Linked DNA regions of Homo sapiens: region 1 is linked to region 2. A link is a contact called in ENCODE Hi-C data. All regions are on one chromosome and are shown on one strand. The core of a region is the stretch at or near the end of the contact, and the rest is flanking DNA. Distances in the headings are between cores, read along the strand shown.

Region 1 (6,019 bases), core at 1,853-4,352, 1.7 Mb after region 2:
ATGTACTTTTAGGTTGTTAATATAATCTATAGCATGGAGCCATAGGATCATATGTCAAAATTTAGTTCCAAATGTGCCTTTCAAGAAGTCTTTTCTCCTCAGATCATTCTGCAGCTGTTCCATCGGTGCCCATTTACACTATATTTTGTATAGTGTGACAGTTGTATTGTGGGGGTTAAACCCTTAGATTCGGTCCAGTTGTTCTAATAGGCTGACTCTAAAATTTATAAGACGTGTGATCCTAGATTTTCTTAATGAAAAATCCCTTAAATGCCCTTATCACAGTTCCTGGCACAGGAAAAGTAGACAATAAATGTGAGGCACTATTATTTCTAGCTTAATTGTTTTAAATTTTTTGGTTTCATATACATATATTTGGCCCCAAGAAATGTCTATTGAATAACTCTCCTCATAAATAAACTTCAATGCATGGACATATCATAATCAAACTCGAATACCTTCACTTACAAATTATCAAATGTCTAAAATTCAGAGCATTATTTTTATAGTGTTTCAGAAATCTGGAGCATCTTTTAAATATTGTGTAGGTTTAGTAAGATCAGATTTGAGGGTTACACTGACTATAGCAATGTGTGCCTAATTCCATGAACTTTAATATCTGACATGCAGAGATTCAAATCCAGTCCCTCATGTGCCTCTTACCCTCAAACATCCAAAATTTCCCTCCAAATAAGATACAAGAAATTGAGGGATAACTTCTGTATATATCATGGTTACATTTTAAGGCTAGAAGGCACAAGAATAGAAGACGATGAAGTATAAACATTATGATAAATTTTCAGTACTCTAGCCAGACTCCGTATCAGGCCATCTCTTCCCTAGAGGGATGGAAGAGGGGATTCAGCCACGTCTGTAGAGGTGTGTGTTTGAGAACCAAATGCAGGGAAACATCTCCCTCTCTGATGTTGAAGCTCGGGGCCCTAGTTCATCTGTGGTTCGTGATGGATCCTGAGATATTTGACAAAGTCAACATGAGATGCTCCTAAAGTTAGAAGGCTGTATGGCTGACTTCTTGAGGGATTTGGAGGCATTGTTTGGTGATTCTACAGCGGTGTAGCTGACAATCCTTGAAGCGTGAACATTAGCAACTGCAGAGACAACAGAATCAGCAATGATTCAGGGCTCCTTATCTTAAAGAAAGCCTCCTACCATTCATACCTTTTTTATTTTTTGCTTTTCAAACTACTACTTGATACCTAAGCTTCCTGAAGGCTTAACAGAATCCTTGACTTATATATAAATATATGTTGTTTTACAATCCTGCTTTGCAATATGTATATGACAGCACTATACAAAAAATAATTTCTTTGCCAATTGCCATGGTTCTAATAAAAATAAAGTCAAACTTGATACTGATATAACACTCAGGGTGTTCTTGTTTATGGACATGGTGATTTTGGGGGAAGAAAGGGGCTTTTTCTTCAACAATACATTTTGTAGTCACTAATATATTATTTCATTTAATCTAGTTGCTTCCCTAAGGCTTACCACAACATTCCTTAAAATCTGTAATAATTGTCAAAGTAATTTAGGTTTAACAGGAGTTATCGCTGGCAAAGCTTAGGGGGAAGCAATGAGCATTAAGGTACAAATAACTTCCTAAAAATATCACCTGCAATAGCTTTCAAATGGTATTCTTCATTATCTCTCCACCTACTTCTTAAAACATTAACTCAAAAGACTTTCTTGCTCATTTTCTTATATTTTTCTTTTAAGGGAGCAAAGTTGTGGCATGCTCTAAAGATATGTTATCATTGGCACACAGGCAATTAATTTTTATTAAACAAAAGTGATGTTGGAATTTTAAAATTATAATTAATATATGCTGAAGCAGGGGGAATGAATAGCCTTCCCATTATGAATCACCCAAACTCTCTCTCTAGGTATTCTTTTCACATAAAGTTGAAATGAAAAGCCTTTAGGTCCTTACAGTTGCTGTTGTTGTTTTAATAAATTATTCAAAAAGCTGGTTCAAATGTGATTTTTTAGTAGTAGTGTGCTGGTTTATCAACCAGCTATTATTTGTAGTCTTTGCCCCTCTTTATAAATAATTCCACCATGGCAGATTTCAAGCCACACCATCATCCTGCCAACATGCTGTTGGGGAGAGATTCACCCAATCAGTTGTCACAAGCGGGTATGAACCCATCAGGGCTGAGCTAGAAGAGGAAGAACAACTCCAAGTTTCGCTGTTACACCACCATGTGGAGAAATGGGCAGTCATGTCAGAAATAATCTTTTTCTTCTGCCTTATAGACCTGACAAGCTTCGCTCACTGGGATATTTTCTAGGAGTTTACATTTATCTCAGGTCCTAGTCTAGGAGGTACATCAAAAACAACTAAAAAAAGATGGTTAGGCGGGGGAAGGGCATTCACTTGTCTAGATGATGCCTTAATAGCACTTAGCATAAATTAACCTAGGAAATTCTCAAGGATCCCTAAGGCATAAAGTAGGCAGTAAGTGTGGATTCTATTTGATAGGAAGTTAAAGGTTTCTGAGAAGAAAAGAAATCAAGTTTGGCAATAGAACATTAAACAGCAATAAACATTTTTGGCTGCTTAGTAGAAGAGGCCCGCTCCTCTGGGAAAAAACCACTGCTCTTTATTCCCCCCACGTACTCCAGTCTTTGTACTTTGAACAGTTGTTCCACTTAAAAGTAACCTACTTTTTACCCAGCAAGAGCTCAGGGACCTGGTTAGTATCAACACTTAGAAGCAGCAGCTTCTGTGAATTTGGATCTTCCTTTCACCTCCTCCTGTATTGTCACTCATCATAAAAACGTATGGCTAGAATAAAGTGTAGCCTTATGAAATAGGCCACATTATTGAGAAATTAAAATTTGTTCTATCCTTCTTGCTGAAAACTCACTGTCCAAAAAAAAAAAAGAGAGAGAGAGAGATTATTTTTTTTTCTTCTGTCAGACTTCCTTTTGTGTTCTGAATTCCCCAGGAGAAGAGGAACCATTTTTGGCTTCAGACCCGTTGGAGCAAATTAAGCAATAGAGTCCCAAAGGGCCTGGAGCGTTTTGCCCCACTAGACCCTGAAGTGAGCTAGATATCCAGAGACTGGAAGCTGGGGATGGTGGACTCTGGAGCAGTGGTGGTAGGTTGGGAGTAGAGGACACGCACCTTCACAGCACCTAAGAAGTAGCAGAGCTTCTGTGTGAATGTCTAGAACCCTGCACAGCGTGAAGGTTCTGTGTCAATGCCCCACGAAGGCGGTGAATGGTAAAAGAGAAATGCCTCCAAAAGGACCACACAAGCTTAAACAACAAACATCTCAGTGACTATCAACAAAGGCAGAGAATGGAGGCCCTGGTCCAATTTTTCTGGTTTATTTAAGCCCCTTGGGTCTTTTCCCATTCTGCGTGAAGTAGGGAAGTTCTCCTTAAAAAAAAAAAAAGAAAAGAAAAAGAAAAAAAAACTTGAGTTTGGATGTCCTGCTAGCCTGCTAGCCAGGAAAATGGAATAACCCATATTTAATTTGATTCATAACAATAAAGAAATGAGATGCTTTTTGTATACTGATATTCTTGAACACCAACTGGATACCCTATCCTACTAATCCCGTACTGCTTATGAATGTTCCCTGGTTCCACAAATATCTCCACTGCAAATGAACTAACTACTCAGTTAACTAGTTCAGAGTTCGGACATTTTATATCTGCAACATGTAGATTACCCTAGTCTTGGTATGCCCCTTTTTTATTAAATTAAACTTTATTAAAAATGTGTGTATCCCTCTTTAAATTTGTAATTACCACGAAAAAAGATTCCTACCATATGTTTTTTGCCTGATTTGGATATTTAGATATATCTGAGGGGCATTTCTGAATTCTTAGCTGCTGTGTGCAGTTTTATGAAAAAAAGCAAAAGCAGAAGAAACATGACAAATTTATCGATCTCCACCAATAAGTCAAGTGGCCAAAGCTCCCTTGCCTTCCATTCCGTCAGAGAATAACGGAGCAAAATGCAATTATAAAGCATAAGGTTCTTGTGCAGCTTTGCTCTGAAGACAGTGAGTCCTGTTTTCTGCTTTTAACTAAAAGCAGTATTTCTACCTTCAAATTGGACAAGTCATTTCACCTCTGTGGGCCTTGGTTTCCTCACCTAAAAGTTTGCATGTTCAACTAAATGATCTCCAAGGCTCTTTATAGCACTAAGATCCTATGATTTCAAGCTATTATATGAAATCCAAGAAACAAAAGACAAGAGGAGCATTGTTCTCATTCTATTGTTCATCCAGCTGGATTTATCAGATTAAGATTCTGAGTTCATAAATAAGAAAGAAAAGACACTTATACAATATAGAACGCATTTGCAGTAAGAGCATTTTTCATCCATATGGATCTTAACTATTTCACGTGCTAACAAATAATTGAACAGACTATCTATAGAAATGGTTTTGTCCATTCATCCACTTTTCTCTATCAACGTAAAAATAACTTTATTGCTTTTTTATAAAACTGTGTTTAAATAAAAATAGGAAAATGCAATTTTCAACAGTTTCTGAGATCTAGTTATGAGAGAAGTTGCCACAACCTCAAACATCTCTTCAAATGAGGACAAAGGTAAGAGTGCCATCTGCTGGCCTAAATTGTCTAATTGTGTCTTTAAAACTTTATACAGTAAAATACTTATGAAACTTACCTACATTCTGCTTTGATGAAAACCCTGAGCTTTTCAATAACTTGATGTGTGGAGCTTAAATACAATAATCATTTTTCCAAGTGTCCAAAATACACAAAGCATATGAGTATAGCAAAATATTACTCCACAAACTAAATAAGTACTTAATTTAAATATATCCTACAATATTTACCATATCGAAAAGCTACAAATCTATTGGGTCCAAAGGTAAGTAGATAGTGTCTTTCTTTAAAAGCTTCTGAGAAAACTAGAATATTTGGAGTGTTTGTACAGCAGGAAATGGTGTCAATCATCAAAAGATCCCTCAGTTTAATAGCAGAAACCTGAATGGTAACTCTATAGACGGGGTTTAATTAAGAAAGAAAGAACACACAGTTAACTTGGAAAATCATATATCAGATTTAAGCATAACTTCATGCCTCCACACTGGCATCAATAGGTAGATGAAGGCCACAATGAAACACTAACTGACTCTCCTCTGTGGGATAGTGTGGTATTAACTTCTGGGCTACCAGGAGCACTATTATTCTTTTTTTTTTTTTTTTTTTTTTTTTGAGACGGAGCCTCGCCCTGTCGCCCAGGCTGGAGTGCAGTGGTGGGATCTCGGCTCACTGCAAGCTCCGCCTCCCGGGTTGACGCCATTCTCCTGCCTCAGCCTCCCCAGTAGCTGGGACTACAGGCGCCCACCACCACGCCCGGCTAATTTTTTGTATTTTTAGTAGAGACAGGGTTTCACCGTGTTAGCCAGGATGGTCTCAATCTCCTGACCTCCTGATCCGCCCGCCTCGGCCTCCCAAAGTGCTGGGATTACAGGCGTGAGCCGCCGCGCCGGTCTTTTTAACCCTTTCTTACCCGCAAAATCCCCTTCAGAGAAGATTCTCTTCCAACAGGATCCCCTATAGCAATGGAGATGCTCAGGGAATGTTTCACATAAAACAAATAAAATTCAATCAGATTACTAATTCAAGTAAGTCTGAGGTAATCTCAGGAAAATTTACTCCATTGCCTGAAATGTTGGATAACTGTATAGGGCAATGCTGAAAAGACATCTAAGGAGGAGTGTGAAACAACTGGAATATTTTTCATTCAAAAAAACTACTTGAAACTTTCTATGTAAAAAGCATTTAACTAGAAAAAAAAATTATTCTAAAGAGATAAAGTTCAATATTACCAAGAACCCAAGAGACAGACAAGCATAGCTTTTAAGGATCCTTGGCATTCCTATTAATTTTCTGTCTTATTTATAAAAATAGTCTCCTAACAATTCATTTATTCTTGGTTTTAAGGATGTTTTATTTTCTCACAATGATATGCTGTGAAGTTGTATGGAAAAGACAGTTATTAAAA
Region 2 (6,177 bases), core at 1,269-3,768:
CTGAGAAAATAATATTTACAGTAAACACTAACAAAGAACTCCTGAACAAGAAAAGTGATATAAAGAAATATCCTTTATTTACTTCAACTATTTTTTATACCAATTTAGAGTTATAATGCAGAGGATGAGAATAAACTATCTTCCTAATTACCAGTTAAACCAACTTCTATTTATCTTAAAATAATATTTCATTTGTCTTCAATGGGATGAAATTAAAGCAAACCCTCAATATTAAACACTTAGAATATTGGTCTAACTTTCCCCAGGTGCTCTGGCACTCCTATTCTGCCTCTTCCAGTCAGTACATATTGTGGGACGATAAAGCCATTTTAATAATTGCTTCCACAAAATTTAGAGGTATAACTTGTTAATGTTTCATTATTTTCCTTTAGCTACAACCTCGGTCTTCTTCACTCTGTACCTGAAAGCATTTTCTTATCTCAAAGTCTGGTTCCTCGACACCACCACCCTCAATAATCTGGCTTCTATTCCTACTCCATCACTAAAACAGCATGTTTGAGGGATCTATGAATCCTTAAAATCCAAGGGATTATTTATTTTTTTTTTAATGGAGATGGGATCTTGCCATGTTGCCCAGTCTGGCTTCAAACTCCTGGACTCATGCAATCCTCCCACCTTGGCCTCCCAAAGTTCTAAGATTACAAGTGTGAGCTATCGTGCCCAACACCCATGCGATTCTTCTCAGTCTCATTTTATTTGAACTTTCTATATTTGACAATATCATTACTCTCTCCATCTTTCTTTCCTCTGTATATTCTGTAATTTATATCTCTGCTGTTTCCATTGCTAGATGAGGTCCTCAAAACTTCTTTATACTACTGAAATCACCTTCGAATTGGCTCTCCAGTTTCACGTATAAACCAGCTGCCTCTGCCACAAATACATTGTAACTAATCATCTTTCAAGCCTTTTCATATGATCAAGTTACTCCACTGCTCAAAAACATTTGACTACTTGTAAATTCTTGTTAAGTTCTCAGCATGCTAAGACTCCTTATGATCTATGCTTTAAGCTTTACTGCTCCCTGATGATCCATGCTTTTCCACTGGAGATGACATTCTTTTCTTGAATACTTGGTAAACTTTCACTCATTCTTTCATAATGAGATTTTAAAAATACCTTCTTTGATTAAAAAAATTTCCTCTTCCCTAATTCACTCCCTACATACTCCACAGGCACCTCTAAGATAACCGTTGATATCTCTTGCATAGACATACAATATTGTAATATTGTCTCTTCCAGCAGGCTGTGAGTCCCCAGCATGGTATATACCATGCTGTTCATAGTTGAACACTCAGCCCTTAATACGGTGCCTGCATCATATATGTTTACTTAGTGAATAAACGGAAAATACGCATCCAACGATGGAAACACTTGAGTTTCTTCCACTATTTCTTATGACTTCAGTGATTGCTCATGTTTACTTTATATCAACAAAATAATGTAGAACTTTTTGGAATACACACATGTATCTGAATATATATGGTCTGGCTATTCAGTATAATCAAGAAAGCAAGCCCTACATGCATTTAATCCTTCGCTGATTATTTTACAAAACTTTACTAGAAATAAAGTTTCTTCTATCTTGGGAGTTCGAAGTATAGAAAACTTACATATGGGATTCTTTATTAATTAGTTAAGATGCACTAAAGACTTGGCAACTATCTGGAAACTAAACTCAATCACCTACGATAATTAACAAAGGGGGCTGAGGGCCGGGTGCTGTGGCTCAGGCCTGTAATGCCAGCACTTCGGTAGGCGGAAGCGGGCAGACTGCTTGAGCCCAGGAGTTCGAGACCAGCCTGGCCAACATGGTGAAAGCCCGTCTCTACTAAAAATACAAACATTAGCGGGGCGTGGTGGCTGGCGCCTGTAATCCCAGCTACAGGCTGACGCAACAGAAGAATCGCTTGAACCCGGGAGGCAAAGCTTGCATTAAGCCAAGATCGCACCACTGCCCTCCAGTCTGGGCGACAGAGTGAGACTCCGTCTCAAAGAAAAAGAAAAAAAAATAAAAAGAAAGGGGGCTGAATTTTTTGTCTAAATACAAAGTCCTCATGTCTGCTCTGACATTACAAGGATCTGAGCACGGATCAGCCAGCTTTGGTTTCTCGGCTATAATTTGCCTCCCACTCCTCCCTGCGCCTAAGAGAAAGCTAGTGAGGTCATCTGAGGACCACCAAGCAGTTTCTAAAATCTGGGAGCAATAAGTGCGGAAAAGGGCGCAGCAAAAAAGGAACCCGGAAGAAGAAAAAGGGAGGGGGTGGGAGGAAGGCCTCCAGTGCTATCCCCTTTGGGGTCGGGGAAAGAGGCGGAACCGCCTGAGCACCGCCCTACCTGCTCCGCACAAGTGACGCCCGCGATGCCGCCGCCGACCACCACGAACTTCCCTGCCGTCGGGGGAGGGCGCGCTGCCTCCATGCTGCCGGACTCCCAGTGGTTTACTGAATATCGCGGCGGAGCAACGGGACTCTGGACTCCAGGAGAGGAAGCAGCCGCGAGGCGGTCACTTCCGGTGCCTTACCAGATAATCCGACCTACGGGTGCTCGGGAGCTCACACTACTCATCTCGAGTACCTGCTGCCGGCTGCGTTTCGGAAGCAACGAATTGTCTCGTGGTGTTCAGAGCTTTGCGTTACTATTACTACACCTGAATGTAGTTATTCCATGAAAATTTGACAAAGAGAAAACCAAAAAATTAAAAATAAAAAAGTAAAGAAGATGGGTTGCCCAAAGAAGTTTGATAAATTACATATCTAAAGATAGACCAGTGTTCTCACGGGACAAAACATTCATATAATAAATGAATTGGTGTGAAGTTCTCATTATTTGTTTCTGCGAGAAATTAGAGGCACAGATTTTATGCTCTTATGAGTAGAAGGAGCCTTCGGGAACATCCTGACCCCACTCCTGTCATTTTTGTAGATGAAGAAACTTGAGTCTTCTGAAAACCACTTGATTGCCACCGTTCACCTAACAATCCAAGATTTTTGTTTGTGGAAGCACAAAAATTCTTCATGACAAGGCAAAACAATACTACTGAATTGTTCTCTAAAAAATCATCCTTTTCATTTACAACTTTGACCTCAGCTAAAGTTTCCAGGAAGAATGTACAGTTGCTTTCCATTTTGTCAAAACAAATGAACATTTCTTAAATTTCCAGTCAATAGCAGCATGTGTGAGGGTTGAATGAAATATTCCCAGTCTCGGTTTTACTGTGAATTTTTTTCGTGGTCAATTGTTTTTAAGAAATTGCTAAATCATTTTTAACTGTTTTTACTATATTATTCACTATTCATATTATTTTACTATTTACTATTACCTTTGCTGTCTCATATAACTTTCCCTAGGAGTTGTTTTGTAATGGTAAGGTATTATCTCTCAAATGGTTCACTCTAAAACTGGTAATTACCCGAGTCCCTTTAATTCTTTAAACACTGAGAATAACCATTATATATTAACAGGAAAGCCTACCACGTATCTAATTACAGGCATTTACTGATACCTGTAAAAATCATTGTTCTTTGATTTACCAAGTTAAATGGTAAGCGGTTTAATAAACGTGTCTAATTCCTGTTACTAGTATAGCAACCAAACAAAGCATTCATTTCTAGGAGGAGGAAATACATTCCTTAAGCCCATTTAGATCTCATCTTGCTTCAGCTTATTTTCACATTATCTCACTCACACTGTGTTCCATTCAGGCCACACTACACTTCCAGATCCCAGGATATGCCATTTTCTTTCTGAGCATTTGCACATATCTTTTTCCCAACTACTTTTCCCTGGCTAACTCATCAACCTTTGGTTTCATCAAGCCATTGCTTCCCCTTTAAGATACTTTATCTAACATCCTCAAGACAGCTAGGTGTCCTCTCCGTGTGTTCTTATAGCACTTTGTCATCCTCTAAATTTAGACTTATCCCACTTTATTGTAAATTCTTACTGCCTGACCCCACCACCACCATAAACTGCTTACATAATCTCAGGGATTATTTTTGTCTCCCTTTGTATCTCCAATGTTTAGTAGGGAGTATGTATTCAACAAAAATGTGCTCAACGAAATAGGAAGTTGGTGGAGCATGAAACTCCCCTGAAGTCCTTCTAAAGATTTTTAGATTCATTGTCCAGGGTCAGGATCCTCTTGTATATTGTGACAGGGGTTTCCTCTTTATGGAAGTCGGAAGGAAGAATGGAGTGGAATTTAAGCTCCCAGGGGAAACGGAAGGAGATCATCGTCTGTGGGAGGGGAAGCAAAGTAGTAGGAGGCTCCTCAAATGTAAAGGGGTAATGACTCCACACTCTCCTTTTTTCTTCCCCTTGTGAAGGCTGGCTTTTTTGTCAAAGGTGATGTAGGGATAAGACCTAGCTGCCTGCCACACTGGCATGAATATCCAACTTTTAGAAATGTCTAAGGGTTAAAGAACTTTCAGTGCATCTCACCTTAATGTTGATTAAATTAGATACATATACTGGATGTAAAGTGGGTTAAAAGTAAGATGTAGGTAACTTGAAACATGTTATCCACAGGGAGGGCAGCAATAGGTACAGGTTAGGAGAAAGGGCAACTGCAAAGAAAACTGGGCACCTAGAAATAAGGGAGGCCCAATGCCAGGAAGCAGCAGAGAAGCAGAAAAGACAGAACTTCAGCTCCCCTTTAGCTCTGGTCAGCAAGCTTAGGAGTGACCTGGTGACTGTTTCTGAGGAGTCAAAGAAATACCAGTGTATTGCTAAATATTATGGTGTATGTTTATGGGTGGAAAAGAAAAGCAGGACTTGGCAAAGAAAGGTTCAGAGAAGAAGTGGAATTTATATTGAATCTCAAAGGCCCATAGCATTTGGATAGGTTCAGAAGAAGATGTGGCAAGTCATGTGGGAAATATCCCAAGAACCAAAGGCTTAGCAGCAGGAATGAGCATGGGAAATACAGGAGATGGTAAAAGGGAAGAAAGAAAGAAAAGTGGTTGGGGAGTTCAAGATTCATGTGGAAAAACTGAAGGAGATAAAGCTATCTTCTTCTATTTCTCTCCATAATGTTGTTACATCTGATTCCCATACCCACCTAATCTCTTGAAGGCCATCCCCAACTTTCAAACTACCATCAAAATCTAGTCTTCCATTCTTCTTCAAGTTGATATCAGAAATGCCTAGAATAGGAGTATTGAGGTTAATTTTCAACTGCAAAAATTGGGAATGAATAATGACATTTCATAGTTGGTGATTAATAGCTTTTGAGTCAGATGACCTAGGTTCAAATGTGGCACCAGCATTTCTTTGTTGTGTGACCATTCAGTGAGTTATTTACCTCATCTGAACCCTAGTTTCCTCATTGGCAAGACGGGTATAAGATCTACTTTGTAGAGTTGTTTTGATGCATGTGTGAGGCAACATATTTAAACTTCCTAGCATAGTGCGTGCCTCTTAGTAGGATTAATGGTTAAGTTGCCTGCCTGTGCCCTGTTGAATAGACTATGTTTCTCTGTCTAAAGGATTTTATCTATGATCATAACCTTAACAAGCCTATTATGCTTTTAACTCCCAAATGTCTATCTCTCATGCAATCTACTCTGAATCTTCAAGCCTGAAATTTCTGAAACATCTTGGATATCTTCTCATTTTTATCTTGGTTTTTGCCAATTCGCTGTAAGTACAGCCTGGATTCATCTTGCACTCGAAACCTCTTCTTTGTTTTGTTAGTTCATATAACTGATTTACTGAACAAGCTGGACTTTATAGGGAAGAAATTAAAGCAAACATTTTTATTTCTCAACGCTTTTCCTGTGAATGTATTTTTCTCCTCTAAATTCTTATTAATTTAGCTTATCTGATCATTCTCAGGTAATAAAAAGTCTGGTACTACCTATTATCAAAACTCCAGACACGCATCCAATTAAAGCCTCACCTAACTACAGGCAACGCAAATTGATTTCTTGTTGCTTTTTTGCTCCAGCTCTTCTCCTAACTAAGAGCTGATGTTTTCAGGGGCTTTAAGATTGGAGGGTGGGTAAGGAGTAAGGAGAGGAAAGAGCCTCACTGTTGTTCCTGTATGAGCATATATATGCAAACCTACCCCCAAAGGCTGAGAGAGCTGAGAGGCCAAAGAAAAACTGACAAATCCAGTTTCTCAGAAAGAGGTATTTAATAGGGACTTACACA

What was found. A loop is a pair of places that touch in the nucleus more often than their neighbours do. Pooled maps may share reads with other maps.
Region 1: a pooled map shows a loop between it and region 2 (2.4-fold over the local background). The contact joins the enhancer-like site here to the promoter of PYROXD1 in region 2. A Hi-C loop is called at or near these places in 4 of 50 pooled maps.

What each region holds. Positions count from the first base shown.
Region 1 is chr12:19,737,979-19,743,997 of GRCh38, reverse strand. No RefSeq gene overlaps it. Among named protein-coding and RNA genes, the nearest start is that of LINC02398, 270 kb to the left of the region's middle. Within about 2 kb of position 3,102, at least 2 of the 41 ENCODE cell types and tissues checked have a DNase peak (open chromatin) inside an H3K27ac peak, as active enhancers do.
Region 2 is chr12:21,433,996-21,440,172 of GRCh38, reverse strand. It overlaps PYROXD1 (pyridine nucleotide-disulphide oxidoreductase domain 1), which reads right to left and starts at 2,518. Exons shown (of 12, transcript NM_024854.5): 1 at 2,359-2,518. The coding sequence starts at 2,442. RefSeq lists enhancers at 2,370-2,559, 2,610-2,689.